Regions from separate parts of the Mus musculus genome. Here regions 1, 2, 3, 5 and 6 are each linked to region 4. Evidence: chromatin loops called from intact Hi-C (ENCODE). Cell type or tissue: left cerebral cortex. All regions are shown on one strand. Links, peaks and the distances in the headings refer to the core of each region. The heading gives the core; the rest is flanking DNA. Region 1 overlaps Atxn7l1os2 (ataxin 7-like 1, opposite strand 2). Region 2 overlaps Gm40874 (a long non-coding RNA gene). Region 3 overlaps Gm40874 (a long non-coding RNA gene). Region 4 holds the start of Gm33484 (a long non-coding RNA gene). Region 5 overlaps Atxn7l1 (ataxin 7-like 1). Region 6 holds the start of Twistnb (twist basic helix-loop-helix transcription factor 1 neighbor).

What was found. Peaks named below come from ENCODE experiments on the same cell type or tissue, not always from the same donor. Only the 100,000 strongest peaks of a DNase experiment are listed, where the experiment ranks them.
Region 1: a loop joins it to region 4, with 4 times the contacts of the local background. A loop is called at or near these places in 3 of 42 quality-filtered maps.
Region 2: a loop joins it to region 4, with 6 times the contacts of the local background. A loop is called at or near these places in 39 of 42 quality-filtered maps.
Region 3: a loop joins it to region 4, with 2.4 times the contacts of the local background. A loop is called at or near these places in 33 of 42 quality-filtered maps.
Region 5: it touches region 4 in a loop (3-fold over the local background); 7 of 42 quality-filtered maps call a loop at or near these places.
Region 6: a loop joins it to region 4, with 4 times the contacts of the local background. A loop is called at or near these places in 9 of 42 quality-filtered maps.

The regions. Positions count from the first base shown.
Region 1 is chr12:33,377,818-33,383,068 of GRCm38, forward strand. The region is part of intron 2 of Atxn7l1os2 (ataxin 7-like 1, opposite strand 2); the gene reads right to left. Among named protein-coding and RNA genes, the nearest start is that of Atxn7l1os2, 14 kb to the right of the region's middle. In left cerebral cortex, for the core only: a CTCF peak has its summit at 2,470 (motif pointing left); DNase peaks (open chromatin) are centred at 2,290, 2,450 and 2,836; H3K4me3 peaks cover 269 bases.
Region 2 is chr12:33,007,524-33,012,774 of GRCm38, forward strand. All of the region lies in intron 2 of Gm40874 (a long non-coding RNA gene), which reads left to right. Among named protein-coding and RNA genes, the nearest start is that of Gm40874, 14 kb to the left of the region's middle. In left cerebral cortex, for the core only: a CTCF peak has its summit at 2,724 (motif pointing left); DNase peaks (open chromatin) are centred at 1,004, 2,244 and 2,707.
Region 3 is chr12:33,024,046-33,029,296 of GRCm38, forward strand. All of the region lies in intron 2 of Gm40874 (a long non-coding RNA gene), which reads left to right. Among named protein-coding and RNA genes, the nearest start is that of Gm40874, 31 kb to the left of the region's middle. In left cerebral cortex, for the core only: CTCF peaks have their summits at 3,254 (motif pointing right) and 4,479; a DNase peak (open chromatin) is centred at 3,244.
Region 4 is chr12:32,907,574-32,912,824 of GRCm38, forward strand. Gm33484 (a long non-coding RNA gene) reads right to left here and starts at 1,561. Exons shown (of 3, transcript XR_381437.2): 1 at 1,331-1,561. In left cerebral cortex, for the core only: CTCF peaks have their summits at 2,664 (motif pointing right) and 3,455 (motif pointing right); DNase peaks (open chromatin) are centred at 2,703 and 3,445; H3K4me3 peaks cover 578 bases.
Region 5 is chr12:33,331,470-33,336,720 of GRCm38, forward strand. The region is part of intron 4 of Atxn7l1 (ataxin 7-like 1); the gene reads left to right. Among named protein-coding and RNA genes, the nearest start is that of Atxn7l1os2, 61 kb to the right of the region's middle. In left cerebral cortex, for the core only: a CTCF peak has its summit at 2,627 (motif pointing left); DNase peaks (open chromatin) are centred at 1,457, 2,622 and 3,216.
Region 6 is chr12:33,427,332-33,432,582 of GRCm38, forward strand. Twistnb (twist basic helix-loop-helix transcription factor 1 neighbor) reads left to right here and starts at 2,293. Exons shown (of 4, transcript NM_172253.2): 1 at 2,293-2,577. The coding sequence starts at 2,324. In left cerebral cortex, for the core only: CTCF peaks have their summits at 2,171 (motif pointing left) and 2,961; a DNase peak (open chromatin) is centred at 2,227; H3K4me3 peaks cover 1,761 bases; H3K27ac peaks cover 878 bases.

The sequences.
Region 1 (5,251 bases), core at 476-4,475, 470 kb after region 4:
TTCATAAGCCATTACCGCTTTGGCAGTGTGCGGGATGAGGCTTGATGAAGATTCTGTGTCTATTGAATGTGTGCACATGAGCAAAATTCTGAAGAAGGGCACAGTTCTGACAGAGCTCATGCTCAGATTAACCCAAAAGCACCTCCCACCCCCAGTGAGTTGCCTCACTGAAAAATAATAGATTGTCCATAGGTCCAAAGAAGAGGCTCACCAACCAAAAGATGTCACCAACCAAACCAACCAAACAAAAGTGGACTGGGCATATATACAGTGAAAAGTAATACAAATAAACTCTTTCTAAAGCTCTGTTTTGTATGTGTGTATTTGCTTATATGAAGCTTGTTGAGTAAGGTCAAAGCATCAAGAGAGCACGGAGAGGGTCGGAAGATGGTTCAGTCTGTAAAGTGATTGCCTCACAAGTATAAAGACCTGCATCTGATCTCCAGCCCCTGCATAAACAGCCATGCTCAGCTGAGCATGACTGGAATCCCAATGTTGGGGAGACAGAGTCGAGGGACATCTCTGGGGCTTGCCTGCCAGCTATCCTAGCCAATCAGCGAGCTCCTGGTTGCTGGTTGAGCAAGACAATCTGTCTCGAAAAATAACGTGGAGAAGCAACTGGGAAAGACATCCAATGTCAGCTACTAGCCTCAACACACACACACACACACACACACACACACACACAGAGAGAGAGAGAGAGAGAGAGAGAGACAGAGACAGAGACAGAGACAGAGACAGAGAGACAGAGAGCATCAAATCCTCACAAGAGGCTATCGGCCTCTAAATTGAAGATCTGGAAGATCAGTGTATGCTTAGGATTACTCAAATTACTTGAAAGACTGTAAGGAGAGACAAGTAGACACTGGGAACTGAGTAGAAGCTGCAACCTGGCAAGTCCTTGAAGATGAAACACAGAGAATGTAAATCTAAGAGAAATGGGATACCTTCCTGCCAGAATCTGGCATGGTTTTGTCAATGTTGTTTTGTTTTTTGAGGCAGGACATCACTAAATAGCCCTGACAGTTTTAGAACTCACTCTGTAAACCAGACTGGCCTCAAACTCACAGAGATCCACCTGCCTCTGCCTTCCGAGTGCTGAGATTAAAGGTGTACGCACCACCCTTGAATTGAGATGTTTTAATGGAATCACGTACTGCTGCACAGTCAAAGAGAAATGCCGGTTGCAAGCGCAGCAGGGTTCTGTAAGGTGTAGGTCATGTGACCCTTCTGGGGCTACCATAGTCTGGATGGCTAAAGGGTATCTACTCTTGGGTTTTTTTTCCCCCAGATTTTATTTTGTTTCTGCGCACATGGCTACTTTGTTCACAGTGCTAGGGAGTAAACTGTCTTTTTACAGTTACTAGTTATTCAAGAGGGGCATGCCACAGTAAAGATTTGGAGGTCGGAGGGCAGCTTGCAGTAGTTGGTTCTCACCTCCTGCCACCTGCATCCTGGGAAATGAACTCAGGTCACAAAAAGGTGGCTGCAGACACCTTTTCCCACTGAGCCATCTCACTGACCCTAAACCCAGCGCTGTGTTAATGCCACACACGTGCTCTGCCACCAAGCTATACACTCAACTCTGTTATCCTGCAGTTCTGAAGATCAGAACTCTCTAGTGGACATAAAGGATCCAAAGAGAATCCTCTTCCGCTATGACTGGTGGCTGCTGGCAGTGCTTGGCTTAGAGACACACCACAGAATGTCTCTATCTTCACACGCCCCTCTCACACTGTCTCTTTTTTAACTATAAAGGGGACAGCTCTGGCCTCGGATGCTATAGAGCAGTCATGAGAACCAAGCAAGGAATCTTATACAAACACAAATATCCTAGGTTAGAAGGCACCAAGGGAGTTTGGGATTGGAAATGGGAGAGTATTTGTTTTGTTTTCCAGCGAAGGAGGAGCACGTAGGATCTTAAGCTCACCCACAGTCAATGGGTGACAGTGAGGTTGAAGAAGCAAGAGAAAAATGGCTCCGGTGTGGCAGCCCTGTCCTCCCACCGTGGCCACTGCGGAGCAGCTGGAGAGGGGTTGGTGCCGGGTGGACAGGCAAGGCTTAGATAAAAGTCTGTGGTGGAATGGTTCTTAGAAAAAAGCACAATGGCCATGTGAACGCGATCGCCATAAAGGTCGAGCATTTTGAAAACAGTATGGTGTTTTGTTTTCTGGCGCTCTGGAAGAGAAGTTTGGCCATAGCTAATGACAGAAAAACGGAGACCGACTTCAACACTAGAGAGCGCTGTGGCTCATCAGTACTGGCCTAGGAAGGAAAGCTTAGTAGCGAGAAAATTCAGAGCTGGCAAGGCAGTGGTGTAATGTGTCCTGAGCAGTGTCACTTGGGAAAGTAGAATCAAAACATCCAGGGGCTGGGGAGATGACTCAGCAGGTAAGAGCGCTGACGGCTCTTCAGAGGACAGGAGTTCAGTTTCCAACATCCACAGGGCAGCTTAACAACTGTAATTACAGACCCGGGGATAGGATGCCCTCTACTGGCCTCCCTGGGCACTGCATGCACGCGTACAGACATGTGCGGGTTAAAACACCCACACACGTGATCAAACAAAGCTCCATTGTCTCCTGGACAGGAATCAGCAACAACAAAAAAGAGTCAACTCAGTTTAATGAGCAAACAACAAATATTAATGGGGCAGCCTCTCCTGGGTTTTGTTTTTTATTACTGTGTTCAATTATCTTTATCACAAATATTTTACACACAAGCATCTCAAAGTGTTGGTTAAATTGGTAGCATCTCTTTGGTTAGTAATTAAATGTTTTTGTTGAGACATAAAGAATGAGGGCGCAAGATGGAGAACCATGTAAAGCAAGAGTGGCTACTGGCCTTTGCCAGAAAAGGGATAATTCCTTGGCAGTGACAGGGAAGAAAGCTTGGGATGGAGAGAGGGAGGGAATTCCTGTCTGATGCTGTCCGCATTTTCAGGTAGGCAAGTGGGATGTGTGTGGGAGCCGGAGAGAAGTGTGAGAAAAGAGAAGAATGACATTGTTGCTGAAGAAACTGGATTGACAGCAGTGTTTGGGAGCACATTTGCAAAAGACCCTGATGTGAGAAGATAGCCTTGTGTAGGGGTTGAGTAACCAGGTGCACAATAAGCCACCCAGAGCCAAAGCTCTCTCAGGCAAACTAAGACAAAATCTCTCATCATTTTGCCACAGGCCCAGCCCACCAGATCTCTGAGAGGGGCCACTCGTGACTGTACTAGCATTGTGACTTCTCCCTTGTGCACTGCCACAACCAGATGTGCACTGCCACAACCAGGTGTGCACTGTCACAACCAGATGTGCACTGCCACAACCAGATGTGCACTGCCACAACCAGGTGTGCACTGCCACAACCAGATGTGCACTGCCACAACCAGGTGTGCACTGTCACAACCAGATGCGCACTGCCACAACCAGGTGTGCACTGCCACAACCAGATGTGCACTGTCACAACCAGGTGTGTACTGCCACAACCAGATGTGCACTGCCACAACCAGGTGTGCACTATCACAACCAGATGTGCACTGCCACAACCAGGTGTGCACTATTATAACCAGATTTGTGCAGCACTGGGGATTGACTCCAGGACTTTGCGCATGCTAGGCAAACACTCTAGAAGCACACACCTCCCATTTGTTTGTTTTTGTTTGTTTATTTACAGGTCAGACGATAACTTGGGGGAGTTAGTTTTTTCCTAACATGTGAATTCTGGGGATCAAATTCAGGCCATCAGACTTGGTGGTGAGTATGGCTACCTCATCTTACAAGCTCAGCTAAGGGTTGACTCAGAATGGTCCTGCTGAGCAAAAAAGGAAACTGAGGCACACAGGTTAAGGGAGGAACTATGAGCTGGCAGCTGGCTGCTGACAACCTCACATATTTCCCCTTCAGCTCAGTGTTCTCCACACTGCACTTCCTAGAGAAATCATCTCTACCTACGTGATCCTCCCTACGCGGTCCTCCCTAAGCCGCTCTCTTCCTACAGGTGTCTTAAAATTTGATCCATTACCTGGTTGGTGTACTCAGGTTTTTCTGATTTATTTTGCTAAAATTCTTTTCTCCTTTCCAACATTCCAAACCATTAGGGCAATTGCTGCTTAATGGATTATTCCTGGCATTCGGCTCCAGTTAGGGCTCGTCCAGAGCAGCAGCGGATTTGCTGTGATCTATGTTTCTGAACTAAGCGCTCAGGGATGACTTTCATGCTCGTTTTCATAACATGATCCACTCAACTAGAAGGGTCACCAAGAAGATGTAAACGAAATGAATAGCTGGACGTCAAATCAGTCCCAGACAAGTTTGAATCTTGGCAAAAATCACTGTGGGGCGTTTGCCAGCATCTTGGAGGTGTCTAGGTTACCAAGACCATTGAAACAGCAAACCTTAGCGGAGGTCACTAACACTGGGAGGGCACTCTTAATTTAAAACAATTATGGAGCCCTCTGGGTTTCCCCTTTGCCTTCAAATATTTTCGTGCATTTTTAGTCAAACACTATCATCACAAAAGCGCTTGCTTCCTCTGCAACCTGAGCAAGAACTGCGGAGGCTGCCGTCATGTAAGCTCAAACATTTTGAATACGATTTCATTTTCTCTCAGCCCAATTCTCAGGCTGATTTCCTAGCAGTCTTATCACCAAGTCCACACCCCCCCCCCCCAATATCTTCTAGGTTCCTGAATAATCCAGACGTAGCCAATGGGATGGAGAAAGAGGTTAACAATTCTGGCACATTCTTGATCTAGGACAAAGCAGAGACTCGTGGGAAAGAAAAAAATGGGGACTTGGGGGTCTTCATGTCTTTGTGGTGCTGGGAATGGACCCCAGGGACTTGTGCATGCTAGGCAAGCATGCTGCTTCCTAGATGCATCTCCAGGCCCAGCCCTAAGGCTATTCTAGTGGAGAGAATAAGATATGTGTTTTTCCAACTTTACAAGGCTGTTGGTTCTGTCTGACATGATGCTCCGAGACCAATTTCTTATAGCGCAGGGATATGACATTGAACAGAGGACTGGCCGTGGCAAGATGTACATGCAGAGGGGCCTCCAGTCCCAGCTCACCTTCAGGCAGGAGGAGGATGTTCCTGCCAGGCCCATGCTGAGCCCAGCATTGTTTAACATTTTAATTAATGGATTGGCATTCAAAGTAACCTTGGTGGATTAAGGCCATGCATGCAAACACACCAACTGGTAGGATAGCTGTTACCTTTGGGGGCGTGCAGGGGAGATCTCTAGAGAGCTGGAAGATGCGCTG
Region 2 (5,251 bases), core at 617-4,616, 100 kb after region 4:
TCCAGTTCTAGGGGATCTGATGATTCTAGGCTCCAAGGGCGCTCAACTCACAGGTATACATATATCACCAACACGTACACACAATTAAACATAAAATAATCCTTAAAAAGTAAACTTAGGACCTAGAGGAGGCAGAATGAATAAGAGCTGGAGGCTGGGGAAAAGCACTGTGGGGTGACATTTATCAGGCATGGCATGGCTGCTACACTCATAAAGTTCGTGCTCACCTGCATGAACTCCGAGCAAAACTCACCCATCAATATTCTGGCCAGGACCCGTGAGGAGTGCATGTGGTCTCCTGAGGAGCAGAGACATTTTCCTCAGTGGTGTAGCTGCTGGTTAGTTGTCCACCCTTTGTTAAAGACCCTCTCATTCAGTGGGTCTCTCTCTCTCTCTGTGTCTCTGTCTGTCTCTCTGTGTCTCTGCCCCCCCTCTCTCACACACACAAACATGAAGCAGGAAGAAAGTAATAGGAGTGCTGAATATGATGGAAATGTGTTATTATATCTGTGAAAATTGTCAGTTAATTAAAATTACATGAAGAGGGAAGAAACTTCCAACCCCACAAGCAAAGAAGCACTTAATTTCATTTTCTCTGAATAAATGTCCCACCCACAGGGCTGCTGCTGATAGTTAGTGTTCCAAGACAGAGATAAGCAGACCCCAAACATACCATGTTGCTGCTCCTGGTGCTAGGAGGACCTTGGGGACCCTGTTCCTGTAAACTGGAATAAGTTCCCACTATAGTCTAGCTTCAAGCCACACCTCCAAGCAACCACCCTGAACAACCCCAACTGGGGCTCTGCACACAAGGTGCCAATGAATGGAAGGCCAGAGGCACCCATGGGGAGGAGGAGGCAGCCATCTTGGAGATCTCAAAGCCCAGCTGCTGCATCAGATAGAATGTCCTCTGAAAATAGTGGCTGTCACACAGCTGTTCCCCACATGCCAGGATCTGCCAGGGACCAATCTCCTAGCTCATGACAAACCCTCCTGTTAAGACCACAAAGCAGGGCATTGTAACGCTGTGTTAGCCAGTGTCTTCCCAGGGTAGATCTCCAGCCCGAGATCATCCCAGAACACTGTGGACAAAGGAGCCACAGTTGGAGCTGGGCTTGAAAGGGGAGCAGCTTAGAGAACGGAAGCCCACTCCCTCCAGCCAACAGGTCCACACCCACCTCCCAGGAAGGGGCCAGAGCAGGGCAGCAGTGTAAACTAGGCAGTTCTGAGGTAGCAGTGCCAGCCCTGCCCCCGGATAGCTTGCAGACACCCGCCCTGGCCTGATTTTCCTGTTCTGCCTGTCAAGGCTGCTGGAAGACATTTGACACATATGCCAGCTCTCTGGCCTTTGAGCCAGGTCTGGGGGACATACTTAAGCACTGAACTGAAAAGAACTCAGGAGGCCTTTAAAGGAAACCTGTACTTTTGTCTCTTTCCTCTGGCAGTCTGGCATTTAAGGAGCCTAAGAAGGGGTGGAGGGCGGACCACTTGAGGTGTGAACACCTGAGCTGGGCACTGGGCGGTGCTTAGCTTCTAAATCCAGGTCTTCAGTAAGAAATCCTGCAAGAAGGTGTGTGTGTGTGGCAAGAGTAGGGGTGGGGCTGGGGAAGCTGCCAGGGTATGGGGGATTGAAGGAGTTTATTGGCAAATGTTGCATTTGATGAGTATTTTCAAATACCAACAGCAAGAAGGGCTGTTGGGGGATGGGCTTTTGTTTTGAGGTTGTTTTATTTTTATTTTTTCACTTAGAAGATATTCAAGTATAAATCTGCACTGTCCCTCATCAAAGGAGCCAGTCTTGGTCCCTTTCTGGTTCCACTTGGCCAGCCTCACACTCTCACCTTCCTGTGTGCATCATGGCCCACCTCAGCTTCCTGTGTCTCTCCCTCCCCCTAGTGACCCCCAAACTTCTCACACTGGTCTCTGCTTCTCTCTCCCCACACAGGCAGTGATTCTGGCCATGTTAAATGTAAACTTTCCCACTTAGGTCAAAATATTTAACAGACCCCATCCCACCCCACTCTATTAGACTTACTACTCTAAGATAAATTGGATGTACGGTGAACTAATTACACAGCAGGGTTTTATAGACGACCCAGCGGGTAGAAACTTGCCAGTGAGGAAGGTAACCATGAATTTGGGAACCATATTAAACACAGCTGTGTCTTCCATGGGTGCAGCTAGATGCCTTTGGAAACCACAAACTAGATCACAGATGCCAAAAGCATGGTTGGCATCTTTAGGCTGGAGACAGCGGAGAGTGTGTGGGGGTGTGTACTGGCTGCACTCTCTCCTTGAAGCGTACCGTAGTGTGCTGCATTCTCTGGTAATGTGGATGTGGCCTAGACTGCCTGCTACTGAGGAAAGTCAAGACCCATCAGAATGGGAGCACTGGCTGGAGCCAGAAGGTTCTTCACCATTAGTAGGTGGAGGGAGACAAGCCCCATGTAGAGAAAGCTAGGCGGCTCCCCTAATAGGTGTGTGTGACAAATGTAGGGAGTTCCAGAGTCCTAGAGGTGAGATACAGGCACTATGACCCCACAAGGCCACACCATAGACGAAGAAGACATTTCCAAAGTTCTCCCAGTTCTGACTCTTGGGGTTTGCTTCAGATCTGCTGGACTGTTTTCCTGACAGAGACACTACAGAAGTGAGGAAATGTGTCCTCACCTCCAGCATATGTGGGCTATAATGCCCATGAAGGGTGTCATGGTGCCACCTTCTGCTTCAGTCCTGAAATTGCACCCTCACGGGGCTCATGCCCATGCGACCATTCCCTGCTGTGACTTCCCAAACCCAGTCCTCATAGCAGGGATGTTGCTTCAGCTGTTCTTTTCTTAGAGATCTAGTTTCAAAGCTATTTTTAGAAGTGTATTTTGTACAGCCATATTATGAATCAATAAAAACATTTTTATTTTAATTAATTAATCAATTAGTTAACTTTATATCCCGACATCAGTTTCCCCTCCTTCCTCTCCTCTCAGTCTTCCCCACCCCCTATCTATTCCTTCTCCATTTCTCTTCAGAAAATGGATGTTAGTCAGCTTTGGCATATCTAGTGTCAGTAAGACTAGGTCCCTCCTCTATTGAGGAGAGACAAGACATCCCAGTAGGAGGAAAGGACCCAAAGGCAGGCAACACAATGAGAGATAGCTCCTGTTTCTGCTGTTAGGAGTCCCACATGAAGACCAAGCTACACAACTATTACACATGTGAAGACCTTCTAGTTCATGTGTGCTCTCTGGTTGGCGGTTCAGTCTCTATGAGCCTCTATGGGCCCAGGTTAGTTGATTCTGTAGGGTTTCTTGTGGTGTCCTTGACCCCTCTGACTCCTTCAATCCTTCCTCCTCATCTTCCTTAGGATTCCCCAAGCTCTGCCTAATGCTTGCTTGTGGGTCTCTGCCTCTGTTTCCATCGGTTGCTGAGCAAAGCCTCTCTGCTGACACAAGCTGGAGTTATCACAGAGAAAGGAGCGTCAGTTGAGAAATGTCTCCATGAGATCCAGCTGGAAGGCATTTTCTCAATTAGGGATCAAGAGGAGGGGGACCCCTTGTGGGTGGGACCATCTCTGGACTGGTAGTCTTGGGTTCTATAAAAAAGCAAGCTGAACAAGCCAGAGGAAGCAAGCCAGTAACATCATTGCTTCACGGCCTCTGCATCAGCTCCTGTATCCTGACCTGCTTGAGTTCCAATCCTGACTTCCTTTGGCGATGAACAGCAATGTAGAAGTGTAAGCTGAATAAACCCTTTCCTCCCCAACTTGCATCTTGGTCATGATATTTTATGTTGGAATAGAAACCCTGACTAAGACAATTCCTTCTCGTGGCATGGGTCTCAAGCTGGACTAGTTATTGTTGGCCATTACCTCATTTTTTGTTCCATCTTTACCCCCAGCACATCTTATAAGCAGGACGAATTGTAGGTCAAAGGTTTTGTTCCTGCATTGGTGTTCCAATCCCTCCATTGTCTTGCCTGGTTACAGGAGATGGCCTGAAATAATCTCCATATCTTGCATTGCTAGAAGCCTTAGTTAGGGTCACCTTCATAGATTTCTGGGAATTTCCATTTCCTTAGGTTTCAAGCGTGTTCCAGAGATGACTGCCTCCCCACCCCTCACCCCCCACCCCCACCCCCCACCCCCCACCCCCTGCTCCAGCCCGGACTCTCCTAGTTCTCTCTCCCTCCATCCTCCCACTACTTGATTCCCATCTCCCTACCTGATACCTTCCCCTCCTGTTCCCACCCCAACCCTAACCCCATCCACTGGCAATTTTAATTCTATTTCCCTTTCTCAGTGAGATTCACAAATCATCCCTTGGATCCTCCTTATTACTTAGCTTCTTTGGGTCTGTGGATTGTAGCACGGTTATCCTTTATGGCTAATATCCACTTATAAGTTTGTCTTGTTTGTCTTTCTGGGTCTGGGTTACCTCACTCAGGATGATCGTTTCTAGTTCCATCCATTTACCTTCAAATTTCACGCCATTGTTTTTAATGACTGAGTAATATTCCGTTGTATAAATATACCCCATTTTCTTCACCCATTCCTCAGGAGAGGGACATCTAAGTTGTTTCCAGTTTCTGACTATTACGAATAAAGCTGCTAGGAACATAGTTGAGCAAGTGTCCTTGTGGGATGATGGAGTATCCTTTGGCTATATGCCAAGGAGTGATATAGCTGTGTCTTGAGGTAGGTCTGTTCCCAATTTTCTGAGAAAATGCTAAATTGGTTTCCAAAGTGAATGAGCAAGTTTGCACTCCCACCAGCAATGGAGGAGTGTGCCCCTTGCTCCACATTCTCACCAGCATGATCTTAGGCCATCCTGATGGGTGTAAAATGGAGTTTCCGAGTCATTTGATTTGCATTTCCCTGCAGCCGAACGATGTTGAACATTTCTTTAAGTGCTTCTCAGCCATTTAAGAATCCTCTGTTGAAAATTCTGTTTAGATCTGTACCCCACTTTTTAAAATTGGGTTATTTATTTTGTTGATGTCTAGTTTCTATATATTTTGGATATCAGCCCTCTGTTGGGTGTAGAGTTGGTTAAGATATTTTCCCATTCTGTAGGCTACTGCCTTGTCTCTTTGATGGTGCCCTTTGCCTTACAGAAGCTTTTCAGTTCCATGAGGTCCCATTTATTAATTGATGATCTTAGTTCCTGAGCTGTTGGTGTTCTGTTCAGGAAGTTGTCTCTTATGCCCATTCAAGGCTATTTTCCATTTTTCTCTGCTATCCAATTTAGTGTACCTG
Region 3 (5,251 bases), core at 843-4,842, 120 kb after region 4:
GGCAGACTTTTACATGGGCAAACGTTTACATCACAGGAAGGAGGCAGCTTCACAGAGAGAAGAGTATGCCAACACAACCATGTTTCCCAGGATGCTAATATAGACGAGAGAACAGCCGGGGCTTGTCTCTGACTGTTTGCTGATGTTGTAACAGGATAATGAGGCTAGGCCATTGCTGGTAGGAAGAAATTTATGTAGTCCAGAGTTCTAGAGACAAGAAACTGTAAGATAAGGTGCAGGCTGGCATCTGCTTGGTTTCTGGCGAGGGCCTCAAGTTTCTTCACTTCAGAACAGAAAGCAGAGTGGCAAGTGGGTGCATGCAGACGACAGAAAGCATGGGCCAAACTCCCTCAGTAGTTAAAGCATCCTTATATTCATGAGGTTTCTGCTCTCTACAGACAAACCCCTCCCTGGACACTCCACCCCCCCCAACATACCCCAATGACTATCAAGTCCCAACATAAGTTTCAAAGGGGACAAACTCTCTTCAACCTGGAGCAGGTTCATATCAGTTATTTTCCAATGAAGGCACAGGCCTGAAGAGTGGCCAAGTGACTATTACAGTAAGTAGGGTAATTCAATCCCTTTAAAGAATTGCCAAGGAAAATCTAGTATTTGAACTTGGGCCATCATTTTCATCAGAACCCTATGGTTTAAAGTAACAGAATCCAACTCGATGAACTGACAAGGGCACTCGGTGATTTCCACAACGGGAAAGTGATCTGAAGCCAGGACCAACCTCAGTAACGCTGGACACATGTGCTCAACACCACTCAGGAAACAGCTTTCATCACAGTTCCCTTCCCGTCGCAGTCATCCTCTGGCTGGCAGAGCCCTTTCCTCAGCCCATTAACTAGCTAATACTGGCTTTCCAGATTGGCAGCCAGAAACTACAGCACTAGGCTCTTTGAGAGACTAGGCTCACCTTGAGAGATGTATCCATGACTGAACAGTCACAGATCTTGGGGGCAGCAGCCACCTGATTGGCCTGGTGTAGGTCACATGCTTAGCTGTCCATCCAGCAAATTTTGAGAGCCCCACCAGAACATCGAGCCTAACATAGAAAATGGTTGCAGCCTGAGAAATATTGAGCAGGCAGCACTCATAATAACTTCTACCTCCAGCAGGCAATCGAGCAAAGATCTTTGAACTGTCTTTAACTACCAAATGACCTTTGATTTTGTGCTGTGTACATACATGCATGTGTGTGTGCGTGTGTGTAGGCACGAATGTGTCTATGTGCACATGCGTGCATACAGTGCTGGGATTCAAAGCCAGAGCTTTCTGCATGACAAGCTTGGTTCTCTGATCTCAGTCATTATCATTTCCCCAGTGAATTTATCAGTTGAGGTTCTTACAGACATGGAAGTTTCACTATGGTTGGTTGAAATAGAAGCCGTATTTGTGAAAGCACCTTAACGGCTCACAGACTCTCCACATGGCTCAGGGTCACAAAGCAACTTGTGCTCTGAGTCAATGAAGCACTCAGCTTCCCACGTGTCTGGCCCCAGGCCTTTGTTACGTGCTGCTTTGAGCATCTCTGTCCCTCTGCCTACCCCCATCACCAAGACAATCCCATCTTGAAGTAGTCCCTGGCTTCCTGCTCGTCCAGACTCATGATGCCTCACTGATGGGCACAGCCTAGATCATATGCCTGAGGCCTAGCCCAGAAGACTATAACAGAGCTCTGGTACCTGCCTTAGTGAGGTACCCTCTAGAACACGGCTGTTTGTCAGTTTCCTGTTACTATAAGAAAACACCTGAAGCAGTTACCTTATACAGATAAAATGCTTCCTTTGGCTTATAGTCCTAGGAGGTTCAGTCCAAGACTGGGAAGATCTATTTCTTTGGGCTTCTGGTGGGGGTGCAAGATGGCAAGGGCAGAGAGCACATAGCAGAGAAAAGTTTTTACCCCCAGTGGTGGGAGGAGTGTGGAGGATGGAAAGAAGCTGTCCAAAACTCCCCTCAAGGACAATCCCCAACAACCTAAACGCCTCCCACCAGATCCCACTTCCTAGTGGTTCCACTGCCCTCCCCCCTCCCCCACTGTACCTCCTTGGAGCAGGGACATGCCCTTACCAGGATCTTTGGGTGAGCCATTTCCAAAGCAGTGTCATATTCCCCAGGTTTGGGAAAGCTATTAAAATGCTGAGCTGCCAGCCATAAGACCATGCCCACTATACTATCCCTAAACGGTCAGGCTGCTTATCTCTTCCTGGCTCTGGAGAGACTGAGAGATTGAGCCAAGGCTCTTTGTTTCCACATGGGCCCTCCCAATTAGCCATGAACCTATGTCTGTTGTAACAAAGGGAGGCTAGTTAACACTATTGGCCAATAAAACTTGAATTAAAACATGGCTTGAAGATATTTCTTCTCAGTGAGTCTGGGTGACTGGAAGCTCACGGTGTCCTCATAAAGAAGGTATCCAGCGGGTCTCCAGTGAGGGGTCATCAGAGCATGGCTGTGCTTCTAATCGCCTTGGAACCCCTACAAATAGCTGATCAGCTTGTCTTGGCCATGTACACATGCAGCTCTGAGCTGATACCAACAAAACATCTCCCAGCCATGAGTGAGAACCTAGCAAGGGTCTCCTGGTTTGAAAAGTTTTGCAGGAGTCTAGGATGCTCCAGCTGGTCACCTTGGCTTTCTGCTTATATCTGTGAACTGCTTTATTAAGATGCCAAAGTCCCTCATTGACTTTTTTTTGTAGTAACGGCAATATTCCAGACACTGAGCTAACACTGAACATGTTCTGCCCCTGTGAAGCCCTCAGATTAGCCAGAGCATACATGAAGTGAGGGAGAAGAGGTAGGGGACAGACTCGTTTATGTGCTATTACTTTGAAAGATGTGCAGCTTTCCCCTTTAAGCAGAGGACTCCGAACTAAGACAGGAGCATGGTCATTCTAACTTCTGAACACATAATCCGACGATAAAGCATCTCCTGGTGGAAAACATGAGTGTCACCACCAACACGTAGATAGTTATATTTAATAAATGAGAAGAATCAGGCCAGAGGAAATGATGATCACTTCAGAACATCTCAGGCGTGCCAGGCACACACAGCTCCTGGGAAGCGCCGGAGAGGACGGTATGGAAGCCAATCCCCCACCTCCGGAGTGTGATATGTCTCACTACACTGTGAACGTGTGCAGAATCTTGGCCCTGGCAGGACATCTTTCTCCCTCCCTCCAGCATCACTATTTCTGAGGAGGAGGCAGCTGCCTAAGGAGACCACTAGGTGTCGCTGTGAACCTGTGAGATCCAGGCCTTCTATTAAGAAGGGCATGGCTAGGTCTGTTTTCAATCAACACGTTGTCAGTTTTTCTCCCCGAGGCCCCAGGGGTGTGCTAGGAATTTTGATTTCTTGAGAAACCCTGTGATTCAGCTGCCCTTTGTCGGTCCTGCTTGAGAGAACAGAGGTTGTCCTTGCTCCTGGAAGCTCCACTCCAGGCAGGGGGCTTCCCAGCAGGAGAGCCAGCAGCCAAAGCCCCTCCCTCGGGTCTCTCTTCTCCTTTCCCACCTTCCTTCCCCTTTCATTTCTACCTCCTATCAGTGACCTATTCCCTATCAAGTCCCCATCCCAGAGGCCTTCTTTAACCCTTAGGACGGTTAGGATATCCAGAGCAGAGCCTTCTTTTTCCTTCTGACTCAACCTCAACCCTGCCCCCTGAGATCCTTCGCCACAGTACCAGCAGCTCTCTAGCTCAGTGGTTCTCAACCTACCTAACGCTGTGATCCTGTAATGTGGTGACTCCCAGCCAGGCGAAGAACCATTGCTTGGTCCTTCTGAGCTTCAGTTCTCTGTAGGTAGTGTCTTCAGGTGCACACACTAAGCAGATCAATCGAAAGCTCCCAGGTATATCAGCATATGGCAGACATAGGTGGAAAGGGCTTTAAATTACCATGGGGACACTCATATAAACACAGTGACCTGCACAGCCAGACAGAATTTTGGACCTTCATTCGCCTGCATCTGTGGAAAGATATTGTTAAAAAGATGGACTCTAGGAATGTCCTTAGAGATTCCCACTCTGCGGCGTACTATAACCTCCTTACTGTGACAGTACTGATTAATTTGTGAAAAGACAAACTGGGGGCTGCCTTGGTCAATAGCCATAGTTTGCTTGGCAAAGGGCCATGATAACTGTCCTGGAACCTTCTTGGAAAAGGCCACTTGTGGGTAGCTGGCTGCTGTCTTCCCTTCCAGGTTTGGGCGGCATTTCCTGGTTTCCAATAACCACATTGCTGCTGCTGTTTGGGGGAGGTGGCAATGAGCCAGATCCTGACCTTGGATGCCTGAGGCTGCTCTCTGCAAGTGTTGAGACCACAGGCCCCTGAACGACCTGTGCAAAAGGAGTGAGTGACCAGCCTGGAAGGACTTCTCGAAAGCACATCTGGGTCAGACAGGTGAAGCAAAGAGGCAAAAGAGGAGCAAGCACCTCTACTGGCAGACGCAAGTAACTGCTTCCCTTCAGCCTAGGGAAGAAACGAGTCTCCTGGTTCTCCGCCTTGGGAGGCACCTGAGGAAAGAAGAGCCTGCCCTTGCTGAGCTGCACGTATGCCGTGTGGTCCTCTCATCTTGGGCGCCATTATGATGTATAAGTAAGTGTGTGGTGGAGCTAAAGAGAAGCCGAATGACTTGTGCACTCTGAAGACAAGCGGAACTGGAAACACTCGAGGATGTGCAGAATGGGCTGATACCAGAGGCCAGCGCTCCCATCTGAGGCCATGGTGATGTGCAGACCGGTGCTGCCGCTGAGCGCCACGTCTGAGTTGATGTTTGTGGCACATGTTAACACCCCAAACCATGCAGATGTCCCTGGTCTGGGCTGAGGCCTGCGGCCATCTGCTGTTGATGTCCAAGGACTGCCCAGAGAGGGCCCCGCCCCTCGCCTGCTCTGGCATTCTGGGAGAGCATGCTGCACCTCTCCTGGGCAGCGCAGTGGAACTGGCTCGGATTCCGAAGAGCCAGCTAGAAGGCGGGGAGAACAGGAGAGCTGGTCCCACCCCTTGCAGACACTTTTCCTTTTTTTACACCATCCAAAGTAAAGGCCTGGGTTGGGCCGGGCTGTGGGAGACTCAAAATATCCATTTAGGACCTGGTCATCTTCAGAACACAAATCAAAGGCCTTCACAGTTGAGCCTTGCCCATACAGGCAGAGGACACATAGCTCAGCTGGTTTCCTGGCTCTGTGGCTCCTGAACGAAGTCTCCAATCTTCACTCATCTGTTCTAAGAAGCTGAAACTC
Region 4 (5,251 bases), core at 491-4,490:
GCTGGAACAATGGGAACTTAAGAGTAAACTGAGCTCTGTAAATAGAAACAGCACATTTCTGCCACAATTTCCCACATTTTGTGGGCTTCATTTGCATTGCCAAGGAAATGGCCATATACATGTCCAGCTGAAAGACAGCCTACTGTGTGTTGGACTAGTGCACTGTATTGTGGAAGATACTAAGGTTTGCATGGTCCCTTCTCCAGTGTCCTGGACATACGTCCTTTGCAAACCCTATCACGGCAGGCAGTAGTAATGCACACCCTGTCTGCTTTGCAGATGTATTGTCTGTGTATATGCTGCCTAAAATATACTGAGAGAACATTTCAGTAATTACCATTTTAATTACACCGTGTGTGTGTGTATGTGTGTGTTCGTGTGTGTGTGTTCACACTTGTGCTTGAGTGTGAAGGCCAGAGGATAACTTACAGAAGTCAGTTCTCCATCCGCCATGAGTCTCAAGCATAGAACTCAAGTTGTCAGGCTTGGCAGCAGACACCTTTAACCACAGAGCCATCTAACCTGCCTTAGCAATCATGTTTCTAAGAGAACAGGCACACAGCAGCAGGCCTCTAGATCAGGGGTGGTCAAGCCTAACTGTGCTTCTAACATTTCTCTAGGGAAAAGCTGCCTGCAAGCTCCTCGGGGTACTCTGCATTTTCCAGAGTCTGTTGGAAGGAGTTATTGTTTTACTCTTTTAAAGTGTGTTTCTAAGGCTCAAGAAATGAATTGGTAGTTAGGAGTAATGGCTACTCTTACAGAGAGCCCAGGTTTGATTCCCAGCACCCACACAGCAGCACACAATTGTTTGTAACTCCTGGTCCAGGGGATCTGATGCCCTCTTCTGGATCCCCATAGGCATTGTTTACAAATGGTATACCTAAACACATGCAGGCAAGCACACATATAAAACTAAGATCAATATTTTAAGCATGCCTGTGGTTGTACTCTTAGCACACACTTAACTGGCTTCCTATAGGAATTAGAATACTGGAGGTGTTAAAAAATAAAAATAGGGTATAGCTTTGCTTGCAAGCCTAGAGTGTCCCCTAGATGACATCTCTGCCAACATTCTTAACTGAATGGGCCAACAAAGCCTAGCTGGGTCCCATCCCATTAGCCTCAATGGAAGAGCATTATGGAAAGAGAAGGGAGAGGCCAGATTGTCCTGGGCTCACTCTCCTACCCCTCCCAACCAGGCAGAGAAATACCTTGACAGAAAGAGCTCCGAGCTCCTAGGCATGCAGGAGGAGCTGCCCACCCAATTTGGTTCTGTTCCCAGTCCCTTCCAGGATTGTGGCTACCTAAAACCAGCCAGGCTCATAGGTACCTTGGATGTACCGTGGTGGTTTGATTACTCTCCTTAGAAATCGCTGGGTCTAGGGAATGGCAGAAAAAACTGAGTTCAGCCACGTTGAGGCATTGGTGGAGGGTTGATTTTGACCTGGGTAGTGTTCCATGTGCTGATCAGCTGTCTTTCCTTTAAGAGGGTAAGCTCATTAGCCAGGCATGGTGGTACACAGTTCAAGGTCATCCACGGAGATTCTAGTCCAGATTGGATTACATGAGCACCTGTCTCAAAAGAAAGAGTGTATTTATTCTCCTGCAGGCTGTCAGCTCCAACCGTGGTGACTTCAGCCTATAGTCCCAGCACTTGACAAGCTAAGGCAGGAGGACTGTGAGTTTGAGAGCTGCTTAAAATACACAGTGAGACTTTGTCTCAAAACCAAACAAATCACAAATAAAAAATAAAGACAACTTCAAACTTCAGAATTTTGAGGTTGGTTAAGTTTTTACTTGAAATCAGAGGCTACATAGTCCACAACTGGCTAAGAAACATTGAGAAAACAGACACATAGTTACCACAAATGCTCTGTGGATCCCAGAGCCTGGCCATCTCAGACACCAAAGGCACAAATCTCCCACACAGCTGAGTCTAAGGCCTACACAGGGTGCTTTGCAGCAATTCCCCCCTGGGAGAGTCTATTTCAACCCCAGTCACTTACTGGCATGTGACCCTTAGCCTCCAGACGCTAGTACGTGTTTGTGATGCTGCTGTGGAAAAGGAGTTTGCTCATTGTTGTACACTTGTCCAGAACTTGGACTCTTACATTCTCTTACTCTCTGGCTACGACTTCTCTGACCTGATGGCAATTAACCAAGCCCAGAAATAATGGACTGGCTTGTGGTTAGGAAGGGCTGTAGAGATTTCCTCTTCCCATAAGCCATAGACGTGGGGTTGTCTTTACTCTTTAACGGCAAAAACCGTGTTGTCGCCTATTGACACACAGTGTAAGAATTGGACATTTCCTTCCACCCAGACACCACTACTTGGACAGTGCGTGACACACGTGCTCAGATGATGTTTGCTGAATGGCTTATTTGCTGGCTTCTTAACACTAATAAGACTGGTGGAAGTGAGAGTTGACTTTCCCCCGGGTCCTCTGAAACAGTAATCGCTGATTTGCCTCACGTCTTTCCATTAAACAATGAGGGATTTTTTTTTCAAAAACATGCCTTAATATTGTGAAGCAGGCTGAAATGAGTCAGAGATTAAATCTAATTGCTAGCTACATCCTTTGAACTATTAGAAACAATAGTGGCTTCCAGCAGCACAGTGAGTTGAAACGCATCGTGTACACGAAGTTATAAGACAAAAGTCCACTAGAGGGCAACAGAGGGCCAGGAATTGACTGCCGAATTTGTAGGCTGACCAAATTCTCTAGGCTTCAGTTCTCTGAGCCAAGGAGCAGACGCCAGAAGGATGAGACACCGCTGCGGTGGAGAATGGAGAGATCAGTCAGAAGCTGAAAAGAAAGTAGGTGAGGAGTCTGTGAGATGGCTCCATTCGCTGCCAAACCTGCGGACCTGAATTCAATCCCTGAGCAGAAGAGAACGGAATCCTGCACGTTATTTTATACACAACAAACGCACACTAGCTAATTAAACGTTTAAAGAAAATAAATCACCCCGTTTTAAGACCAAGAAACTATGCATGGCAGAAACCAGGAGGCCTGGATGTGGAAGTTCCCAGAGGATCATCCTGGGGAGTCCGAGCACAATGTTGCAGACATCAGGGGCCAGAGAGACTGTGCCAAATCAAGCCCCTCACATCTCAATTCACTAGAAATTCAAGAATCTGGTTGAGAATGGAGGGCACTGAGCTCTTACCATACACTAACCCACTCAGCCTAAGCAAAGAAAGGACTGGACTCTCCTGTGGTGACTTTTCCTGAATTGCGTCCACGGGGAAACCGTTTCAGGCATTCGGCGTTGCCTTGACATCCTGCTCTCGCTGACCAGCTGTGCGACCAAGCGCTCCACATCTCCTCTTCTTTTCCCATGAATTGGGCGTGATATTACAAGCAGAACCTTTTAGAAAAGATTTTTAATTATGAGATTGTGCGATGATGGTGGTGTTAGTGTGAGTACAAGAGCCCTCAAAGGCCAGAAGAGGGCGCTAGATCCCCAGGGGCTGGAGTTAAAAGTGCCTGTGAACTGCCCGATGTTGATGCCGGGAACTACACCCAGTCTTCTGCGAGAGTAACCTCTGAACAGCTTTTTATATGAGGGATTTAATGGAGGTTTGATATCTTACAAGCTTGGTTATTTAAAATAATCCATCAATTCCAGGACTCTGTAGGCAAAGGCAGGTGGATCTCTGAGTTCGAGGCCAGCCTGGTTTCAAAGTGAGTTCCAGGACAAAGACTACACTACATAGGGTAACTCTGTTAAAAAAAAAACAAAAAAACAAAACAAAACAAAAAAACCCTCAGACTAAAATAAAATAAATAAAATGCAAAGTCTTTCTCTTATCAGATTGACATTTAATGACGCACTTGGCCACACTATCTGACTCTGGCCACTCATGTCACCTTGAAACTTCTTGATTCTTAACAAGATTTGGGTTGGAGAGGTAGAGAGGAGATGTTGATATTTGCTTTACTTCAAGTTTTGCACGCAAGCAAGACTTTAATATTTTTATTGCACATTAGATGATTTCCGATCACTAAGGGTTCCTAATACCCACCCTCAGACTGCTGCAAGGATTAAATGTGCTGTGGGGCTTAAGGCAACAACAGACAGAGGCAGTCTGTCAATCACCTCAGCTCAGTAGCTTAAACCAGCAACCACTCACACATCTGGAGCCCGCTAGAGACTGGATCACCCCAGCTAAATTTAGCTTACCTCCTGCCTTTTCATCCTCCTGAGATTAGTCACCTACTCAATCGGGGCAGCAGTGAAGAACAGAAAGCACTTGGAAAGACAGACCCCCACGGGCTCCTGCCCAGAACTGGATCAGCTTCTGCCTCCTGCTGTTATGTGGCAAAGCCCTGATCCAAGGCTGGGAAAATAGAATCTACTATGTGATACATACTGTGTCTTTTTATTATGGGTTTCCAACAACCACAGTGTGAATACCTTTGATCAGGGATTGTCTGTCTGTCTGTCTGTCTGTCTGTCTTGTTCATGTTGTTTACCATTGGCAAAAGAGAGGATGGAGAGGTCACAGGGTCATATGGGGCAGGAGAGGCAAAATCTAAACAGGACTGGCTGGCTCCAGAGCTCATGATCTGAGTTACTATGTTCTATTACTTCTCTTAACAAAAGATGGGTGAGCAATTATAGGCTGTGTAAGACCCTATAATATTATAGGGCCCTAAGTGGGACCTAAGTATCATAATGCATTTTTTCCTGGAGTCAGAGTCTCTGGTGGAAGCATCAATTTGCTGTGTTCATTACTGTATCGGGTGGCAACACAGAAAAGATGTATTAAGAAAAGTGCATTTAAAGACACAGAGGCCAGCCTGGGCAACTTAGCAGGGTCCTGCCTCAAAGTTTTTCAGATATAGTTCAATGATGGAAGTGCTTGCCTGCCATGGATGGTGTTCTGGATTCTACCTCTGGATTCCTCAGTAGAGGAAAAGAGGAAGAGAGGAAGGGGAAGAGGAGGAGAGAAAGAGAAGAGGGAGAAGACAGGAAAGGAAAAGGAAGAAGAGGAGAGGAGGAGAGGAGAGGAAAGGAAGAAGAGGAGAGAAGAGGAGGGGAAAGGAAGAGGAAGAAGGGAGGAAAATAAGAGGGAGAGGAGAGGCGGAGGGACAAGGAGGTGGGGAAGGAAACAGAAGAAAAACATGGCCTGCCTAGCGAGTGAAACAGCAGAGCCAACTACCTAGAAAATGAGAGGAATATTTTCAAACTATTTCTCTGACAATGAGCTAATAATTGGGACATAAAAGGAAATCAAGCAATT
Region 5 (5,251 bases), core at 863-4,862, 420 kb after region 4:
AACACACAAGATTGCCTTCCTATAGAGTTGGCTGACTTGACAAGGAATTGGACAGCAGGTATCAGGATTTCCTTTCACAAGTAGCTCAGGTTTGAATGCATGGCTATAAACAGTATCTCCATGTCAGGCTGATCTCTGAGTATTTTCACACCAAGTTGAACAGTCTGCAGTTGTATGGTTTTGCCCTTCCTATGGCTTAGCAGGGAGGGGGAAACACTTTAAATAAAAAGAAAGGGGGGGTGGACTTGATCGTTCATGTGTTTAGACCCAGTGCTTCAGAGGCACAGGCTATCCGTGTCTGTACAGTGAGTTTCAGGCCAGCCAGGGCTGCATAGTGACACCCTGTCTCAAAAATAAATAGTCCAACAAACATAGAAAATGTTTAAAAGAAGAAAGGGGGAGGCTGGTGAGATGACCTAGCAGGTGAAATGCTTGCCGTAAGCTTGGTGACCCGAGTTCTGTCCTGAGAACTCACTCCACAGTGTTGCGGAGCTCCACACAAACCGTGTGCCATTCATGTGCCCACACACACAATGAAAAGAGGGAAAGACATGGGCAGGAGGAGCCAGGTCTGGTAGTACAGGCCTGTAAGCTCAGCTACTTGGAAGTCCGTGTCAGGAGGATTAAAAGTTCAGGGTCTGCCAGGGCTCCAGAGTGAGTTCAAAGCCAGACTGGACAATTTAGCAAGACTCTGTCCCTGCGATAGGTTAGGGGAGGAACTCAGCAATAAAGTGTTCGTCCAACATTGCAGGAGGCTTTGGTCACCAGCATTACAAGAAAGAAAGAGGAAGAGGAAAGGGGGGAGAAAGAGGAAGACAGAGTCCCCAAGCCATTAAATCTGTCTTCTTTGAACTGCCTTAATCCTTCCCCTGCAGCTCTCTGAGCACTCTCCTCTAGTTTACCTGCCTGTTGGAGATCACCCCTGAGGAAGGCAGAAGCGACAGAGCCCCTGGCTGATGTTCCTGTAGGCCACAATGACACAGGGAGATGGGCAAATGATTTAGTCCCTGAGCAGAAGATAACTGGGAATGTGCCCACAGTCCCAGCACATGAACCCATGATCCCAGCGCTCAGAATGCTGAGGCGGAGTGGGGATGACCCCATCTCAAGAAAGAGAGAGGAAACAATGGTTGTTTGGTCTTTTGAGCCACATTGACCATTTTGTCCTTTATTATGAACCTCCGCTCTGCCAGGGACCAGGCTCTGGCAGAGTGACTGCCAGCCAGGATAACTTTGTCACCTGCTGTCCCTTCCCACCACAGCCAGCCCTGGTGAATAGATAGTTGATGTTGGCTGATGTGGGCAAGAGGCAGGGGAGAGATGGGAAGAGGTTTTCCTCCCATGGATGGCTTGTTGCCTTCTCCTTGGGCCTTATCAACCTGCACGTGTGTGTTGAATGCTAAATGTGCTCCACTATTAAAAATGCAGGAGATGAGCCTGCTGTTCCAGAAGGAAAATGAGCCAAAGCAGAAGAAAAAGCAGCAGGCTCCTGGCCTCCCTGTGCACACCCTACCGCACGGTGGGGGAGGGGCTCCCTCTTTCCAGACGGCCCCTCCCAAAATGCTTGGAAATGGGAGGTGAGTCTTCTGGGAGAGAGGGGACATGTGGGAGTTCATGTGCCCTGGATGTCTTCCCGGTGTTTTATGGAGAGGACCCAGCCAGATGCCTGTGGGAGAGACCTGGGGCTTAGCTCTTCTAGCCTGGTGCTGGCATGAATCAGGGGTTGGTTCCCAGAAGCCATAGGGAGTCATATTGGGGTGTCCATGCAGGCTGTGAAATCTTTGCCTTCCCAGTACATGCTCTCCCTACACACACACACACACACACACACACACACACACACACACACACTCATATACACTCGTGTACACACTCAAACATGCACACACACTTGCATACACACTCACACACATGCACATGCATACACAGACACACACACATGCACTCATATACACTTACATACACACACCAACATGCACACACACATGCATGCACATGCATTCATATACACTTACATACACATGCCAACATGCACACACACTTGCATACACATGCACATGCATACACACAGACACACACACACACTCATATACACTTGCATACACACACAAACATGTACACACACTTTCATACACATCATACACACAGACACAGACACACAGTCACAGACACACACACACACACACACACACACACACACACACACACACGCTCACTGTGCTGCACAGAACTCGTCAGTGGCTTTCGATTGTTTGCCTACAGAGACAGAAGCATATGAATGAAAAGGAATGAATGGGAATGTTTGTTCTAAATGTGTTTGTTCTTCTCTGAAGTAAATGGGAGCAGCTGGTCACAGAGTCCCTGGCCATTTCCTTGCTGTGTTTAGGGTTCTCCTTAAAGGGAGAGCCTGGGCATGGGATGCCAGGGCCATTTCGGGTGTCTCCTCTCAACACTCCCTGACAGGGACATGGAAGACGTTCTTTAAGGAATCCCCATTTCTCTCCTGGGTCCGAATTGGCACTAGGGCTCGAGGAGACTTTCATGCTCTGGCCCTGGTACCCAGGTAACAGGCTCTCTGAAAGGACATCTTACAGCTCCAGCAGTGGGAGCCAGTGACCTCTGGTGGCCAGAAAGGGAAGTGTTCCCACTTGCTGCTCCTGAGACTAGCCAGCTCTAAGCCATTGCCAGGGACTAACTCACTCTTCCGGACTCCACTTAACCCCAAGTCCCTAGCCCCGCCTTCAGTGGCCTTCATGCTGTCTCTGAAATGATGTGAATCTTGATGACCAGCCGTCTCGTTCTTAGTTACGGGGGCAATGCACTGAGCATTTGATAAGGTCTGAAGCTGTCCTTGAGACCTTGAGACCGCAGCCCACAGCTGTTCCCAAGGGCAGCGTGTGCAGCATCTGATGCCCTACTGCATTCAGACCACTCTTTAGCTTGCTGATTCTCCCACAGTCCTAGGGTACTAGGGCTCTCCAGGAATACTTAGCACCCCTTGGTCTCCTGGTGGGGCTGGGGAGCCCTTTCTAAGCTCCACACCCTTAGAAGTCCAGAATAAGAGAAAACTGTGGAGAACAGGGCCTCCTTCATCCCACTGAACAGCCTAGAGGTGTACAGATAGCCTCCCCCAGAAGACAAGGTGCCCTGGACCCTCAGAGTCCCCATGCTGCCGAAGTGCAGGAATTGTCTGATGTTAGTAGGCTGGGCTTCCTGCTTACTCCTCTGGCAGAAAGCCCCATCCACATCTAAGCTGTAGTGACTCACCCAACCTTGGCAGTGCCTAAGGACTGAGATGCAGGATGCGGAGCCCTGGACAGGGGGTCTCTGAGTATGGAATGGCTTGTTCCCTTCTTCCATTTTTGTCTCTCCACTGTAGTCCCAGGATTGGTCTTCTCTGGGTGAGTTTGGAAGCCACCTGCTCCCACCTGTCTGTTGCCTCCCACTCTGTCCACTGCAACCGATAAGGACAGAAGGGACAAAGGGTTTCTGACAGTGAACCACGGCTTACACCTCAGGAGGGCCCATGAGAGAGTGAATGGCGTGGTTCTCTCTCTTCTGTTTCACTTCAACCTTGAGGCTGTGCTTCGCACCTAAGAGACCCTCTGGGCCCATTACCTCATCCAATTGTTCCAAATGTCATGTCTTCCTTTCACTGATAAGGAAACTTAGGCAGGCCTGTGGGGCTGAGATATGATAGTCAGGTCTGTCCCACCGAGGAAGGAGGGAAGAACTAAAACCCAGGCTTGCTCACTAGCCAAGCCCTCATCTTGTTACCCCTCACAAGGACAGAAGTCTGTAGGAGCTCGCTGAGACCCTAAGGCTAGGGAGCTGCATGCTTTATGCCCTCACCAGAAAGTATCCAGCCACAGGAAAGACAGGATTCAGGGGTGGGACACCTCCACAGTCAGTGAATTTGCCAGAACCTTTTATGTTATTTGCTTCTGATCATTTTGTGTGTCTGGAGAATGTTGTGTGTGTGTGTGTGTGTTCACGTGAGTGCGTGTACTTGTGGAAGCCAAAGTCAGGGGTTATCAGGTAGCATCCACATGCTTCGTTTTTGTCTTGAGACAAGGTCTCTTATTGGCCTGAGACTCACCAAGCAGGCTATGCTGATTGGCTAGTGAGTCCCACTGATCCTGTTCCAAGTTGTCCTGCAGTAGGATCACAGGCATGTTCCACCACACCCACCCTTACACTGTGCCTGCTAGATGTCAAATGTAGGCCCTCAGACTTACACAGCAAGCACTTTATCAACTGGGCTCTCTCCCCAGCCCCTGCCTCTGACCCCTTTCTACAATTCATCAAAGTCAGCTTATCCAAGCTCCCGTGTTCACCCACACACCACACCCCTAACTTGTCTCAGGGAGGAAATCTCATATGTGCCCTCCTTTATGACTTTGCAATGGAGTTAAGAGGCTAAGCTTTGCAGCCCATGGTGAAGATTACTAGTGACGATGTTGTCCCCTTCTTGGCCAACGGTGGGCCTTTGACGCGCTTTCCCACACGTTCTGTGTACCGCCAACCACTCTGCTGCCAGGACCACTCACCCCCAGCAGCCGTGTGGTGTGCCCGCATTTCTCAGTTTACCGAGAGCGTGTTGTGTGGGAGAGGGTCCAGGCCACGCAGAGAGGGGTGGCGCACAGTGTTGATATTTTCCCTTCTCTGCCTTAAGATAGTATTAGATCAGCCCAGTAGATGTTCTTATCTACACGCCCTGTGGTTAGAAATCTTCTGCTATGGTTTGCTAAAGGTATTTACAAGCTGGCTTCTTGAACATTCTCCCAGATGCCTCAAAAGCAGGGTAGAGGAGGACTACCCATTCATCAGGGTGTATGCGGTACCCACTATATCTGTCGTGGCAGGGCAGGATTCTGTGGCTGTTCCTTCTACCCATTCTTCGTGACCCCTTGATTCTTAAACCTGCCAGTCTGTCCCTAGTATTTGTTCAGCTTCAAGGATTCCAATTAGAAATAATTTTCTGGTGGCAGCCTTTCCCCAACCCCTCAGTATATCTCCAAGTGCCAAGTAGAATTCCGACTCCAGGAGTAATGTTAAAAGATCTAAATTCCTTTTTATTGGGATGTTTTAATGCTACCACCACTTGGAAGGGAGGAGGCTCAGTGAGGCGGCCTATCAGGGGGTCTGCTAATAAACCAGAGACTCTCCAGACTCTGCCAGGCCTCTCATACAAGCATGCGGATCTCTGTCAAATGAAGCGGTGGAAGAGATCAGACAGCCTCGAATTCAC
Region 6 (5,251 bases), core at 435-4,434, 520 kb after region 4:
ACCTGGCTGAGACATCCTGTGCTAGACATAACATATCATGGTCTGAGAGCTTGGAAAGTTTTGTGGACTGCAGATGAGTAGCCTGGTGAAGGTCAGTTCCCAGAGTCCTGCCAGTTGTTTCCGGGAGAATGATCTGTCCTCCGGAGAGCACTGGGTGTGAGCTGTGCATTTCTTCTTTGTCATGGAGTCTCAGGCAGCACTGTGTCAAGGTATGTCATCAGAATATCAATAGGCCCCACTGGTCTTTAGGATCCCTTTTCAGGCAACCAGGTCAGCAGCTCAGCAGTAGAGGACAGCAATTTGTAGGGAGTTTCTAGGGGCACTGAGAGTTTTAAATGTCTCTTTCCCCAGCTGTGAGAAGCCCTCTTTCTTTATAGATCACAATGTGAATAAAAATAAATGATAGTAAATGAATACTGACTGACAGTCCCTGTATATGTTGGTGGACTTTCCCTTTCCCCATTTGATAGCTAGGGTCAGATCAATCATTTCTGCTCTCTGGGTTGAGGTACTTGGCTGGGGTCCAAAATTTTTTCTGTTAAAGTAACTACTGCAGCTCCTGTGTACCTGGTTTCATCAGACAAGAAGGCAGCAGGATCGATAGCAGTGGGTTTCTCAAACTGAACTCGGGGATGGGCCAGGTCACACAGTCATTATGTGGGCCAGGTCACACAGTCATTAGACAGCCAGCATTCTGGTGTTCCTCATTGGAAGGTCTCAACTGTGTGCTCTGAGTATAAAATATTGACCCAAAGCTAACTTAAAAAAATTAAACTAGAGGGAGCCACCACAACTCTTAGACAGGTGGGCCATCCTGTGGCTACAGGGTCCAGTCATCACAGGGTATTTTCATGGCTCCAAAGTTTGGGTTAAAACCCTCTTGTCTGGAAATTCTAGGGTTGGTGTGGAAGTCAGAGCTGTTTTTAAGGCCTCAAATGCCTTTTGTTTAGTATTAGTCCAGATTAGGGGCTTAGTATCTGCTTTGTGCTAGTCTATAGACAGGCCTTGCTATTTCCATAAACTCTGATATTCAGAGCCAGCAATATACAGCTGTCTTAGTCTTTGGCATTGGAATCTGAAGGATGGTAACAATGCTATTCTGCGGTGGGCTCCTCTTGCTTCCCTTCATCAGGTAGCCAAGGTAGGTAGTTTTTTATGAAGCTGGGCTTTTTAAACCAACATTTTGCAGCCCAAGATGTGCACAGTTCCTGCACCCAAGGCTTAGAGATCATAGTTGAAGAAGGTGGAGGGTTGTAAGAGCTAGAGGAACAGTTTGGGTTGTTAGGACATCACGGTCCAAATGAAGGTTTCTTTTTTATCCCTTGGGCAATACAAACCCTTGTGCTGATATGGTTGATGTCTGGGTATACAAAAGAAGGTCAAAGCTGGTAGCTGGGCTTAGCCATTTGAAAAACATGTCACAACACTCTCACTGTGATATAGCAGAAGGCAGAGGGACCCTAGATTGGAGAGGTATGGTGTTAGCAGTTCAGATGTTGCCTTTGCAATTTGTGGCCTGCTGCGGTGTATGATTGGGTTCAGCAGTGAAAATCTCCACGAATGTTTCTGATTCCTTATTGAACAGCTCAGGCGCATAACAATGTATCAGGCCTCATTGCAGCTGGAACCGGGCACTCCTATCAATAGCCATGCTGAATCCAATAAAGACAATACTCAGTTGGGAGTAGTGGCTCGTGCTTTTTATCCCAGCTCTCTTGTGGCAGAGGCAGGCAAATATCTAAATGTTAGAACCAAACCAGCTTGGTCTACATAGCGAGTTTCAAGTCACCCAAGGCTACATGGAGAGATACTGTCTAAAAACAAAACAAAAACAGAAAACCAAAAGAATTAAAACAAAACAAAACAAAACAAAACAAAAGCTCAAACCATTAATTCACTAGGCCTTGACCCAGTATTGAAAGAAACTGGGAGCTTAAAAAACAAAACAAAACAAAACAAGCTATTTTGGGCCTCTGCCTTTTTATACTTAGGTGCCCAGATCAATAAATTCAATAAATTCAAGCTTCGCTCCATAACTGAGCATACTTTGAAGTGATGAACATCTGCCTATAGATATCAGAGAACCGCCTCTGGATATCACACATGCTCTATAGGTACACGGCCTCAGAGGTTTATCTGGACTCGGGAAAGAGCAGCAGCCCTCTGCTGGTCAAACCTCTATAATGCAGCTTTAGAAGATTAAAAATCCCCAGGCCGCGGTCGGTCGCCTTTTGATGATGTCAGCCATCATCAACACTCAGAGGTGAGGCGGGAGGAATGCTTGCGTCATCCGTGCGCGCCCCGAAGCACCCAGCCAAGCCTCATGGCTGCGGGATCTGTGGAGTCTCAGCGGTCCCAGGCGGCCTCCGAGAGGCCCGTGGCGGGTCAGGCCGGGGTCCTGCCTTGCCTGGAGTTGCCGAGCTACGCGGCGGCGTGCGCGCTGGTGGGCAGCCGCTATTCGTGCTTGGTGGCTGCCCCGCACCGCAGGCACATCGCCCTGTCGCCCCGCTACCTGAGCAGGAAGCGCACGGGCATCCGCGAGCAGCTGGACGCCGAGCTCCTGCGCTACTCCGAGAGGTAAGATGTCGCCGCGTCCTCCCGGGAGCCCCGTCTCTGCTGGCCAACGGGCCCTCAGCTCCGTAACCCCACGGCGCCGCGGAAGTAAAGTCGCACGAGCTTCGTGAACCTTAGCCCCGGCGTCTACCGTCGCCTTCGGCGCCGCTGGCCTGGATGCAGTGGCCCGGTTCCTGGGGATGAAACTGGCTGGTGTGGTGTGAGTGGCGGCTGCTGCAGTGCTAAAAGCACTCCCCGTGTGGAGACTAGAGGTGCCCGGTGTCTAGAAACCCACCAGGCTGAGCTTTGGGTATTAAACGTTTCGTTTAATCACTTCCGGGTGTGTTCTCACCTAATAATGAAAATTTGCTGTCAGTATTATTCTCCTAATGTGGAAGCCGGTTCATTGCAAAACATAGGCAGGTTTGTTTGTAATTTCATTGTTCCCCGTCCCCCCGGGGGGCGCTAATTGGGGATGAACGACGAGCCTAATTTTTTGTAGGAATAGAAAGTTCACACACACACACACACACACACACACACACACACACACACCAGTGCATTTATATTAAGCACTAGTAAGAATACCTTGAAAAAGAAAATCTCAGAATTTCAATGGGAAATGATATGCCATAACACTTCACAACTAATTTGGCGGGAATGGGGGCAAGGTTCAGAGATACCTGAGATGACATCGATGTCTTTAGTAATTCAATGACACTTCAGAAATTGCAGGGATTGTTTTGGGGCAAATTATCCAAAGCAGTTACCACTCTCGAGGACTTTGGCAGTCAGCCCCATTAACCATCCAAGGTGGTCACTAAGCATGGAAACATAGTTATGTTAAGTAGTCTAACCAGCTTTTCATTCATTGGGGAAAAGTTATTTAAAGATGCATAATAGGAGCCACACTACAGACGAGAATCGGATCATTTCTGTAACAGAATTGGATAATGCAGCCATGTAGAATAGAATACACTGTTTAATTGAGCTGGACACCTCTCCTTGTTACTGTGCTAAAGGTATGCTAAAAGAAGCCTATTTTTTCCAATGCAAATTAGGTTTCAGTATTACTTGAGTATTAGTTAAGAGTAATAAAAAGTCAATAAAACATTGAAAATATTGGGAATTGTATTGTCATATTAATTGTCCTGTATTATTTGTACCATTTATCCTGTATAGTTTATGTTTTTAGGCTTGTGGGCAATACTGAAGGAAGCATCAGTAGGTCTGTCTTCTTTTTGTTTAAATAATAATAATAATAAAAAATAGAATTGAGACTGCAGTGTTAATGCTAAGTCTTCTCGGAAGCATTTCCTACTAGACAGACAGTGTGTTGCCTTTCTTTCTCCGTGGCAGGACTTTATTTTACAAAAAGTATCCCATTACAACTTTGGACTGTTTTCTTAGAGAAAGTAAGTAGTTTTCTGAAATCACATTGTATCTTATAAGTTGAACTTTTTTTGTTTTTTGTTTTTTTTTTATAAGTTGAACTTTTAAGAGGTCATTTGTGTGTGTGTGGAAAGAAAACAAAACAAAGCATATTCTTTTCCATTTGGCCCCCTTGGGTTATTTAAAAATGTCAAATGTATTCTATCTTACTGGTCCCCAAAGACTTAATGCTACATATTCTACATATCCTAGGTGAAGTTACCATGTGGACCTCATGTGGTTTATGTATTGAGATACATGTATATATATTTTAAATAAAGAGAAAAAGATACTTAGTGTTAGGATATCTGTCTTTGAATATATGACTTTTGGTAAGTTACTGTAAGTAGTTTCCCAAAAGTCTTATGGGTTTACACAAATTCATTTAACCTTGTATTCAGTGGTCATACCAGATCCTTAGAGGCGTTGAACCCTGTGGGACCTGGTATTCTCTTAGGAGCAATAATTTGCAGTGTTCTCTTTACTGCTATGAAAATATCATTCACTATGCTGAAATAAAACTTAAAGATTAACACAACCTATCTACATAATTAAAAATTTTACATTGTGTTCCAACCCTATAAACCCTTTCAACCTATGACATTTGAGCATGACAGTCTGGAAGACTAAGAAGTTAGATGCTTTTGCACTTATGCATAAGAATCATTGGATAAGTGTTATGGTCACAAATGTGGATTGATCCAGACATTTATAGCTCAGATAATATACACCACATCTACAATTACCAGTGCTTTTATGAAATATTTACTCTTGGTGACGTGCCCAAAATAGTCTTTTTGGAATTCAAGTATTACTCCATTCGCAGAATTTTTTTTAGTATGTTAGGAGTATATAAAGTTGACAAGTAACTTTTTGTTGATATATTTTTAAATGTAAATTCTATCTCCAGCAATTTATAAACAAGTTTGTCCCTTATTTGAGAATCATGCATAGAGACTGCTTGCACATGTACAGAACTATTCTGTGCATAGTAGAGTTTCTTTATGGCTTTGGCAGTGTCTGTGATAAGTGCAAACAATGCCATGTGTTTCCAAGTGCCAGTTAGGAACAGTAATCTCTCCTCACTAGATCCCGCTGAGTATTTTATTGAGAGGAGGTTTTTAGTAGAAACAGAGGTTGTTTTTCCCCTGGCAGTTTTGGTGGATACTTTTTGTTTTTCCTTTTGTTTTGTTTTCAATGTCCCTCATATTGTCTTAGTGATGTATGACTCTTGCTTAAGTAAGCCATGTGTAGAAGCTAAACATTC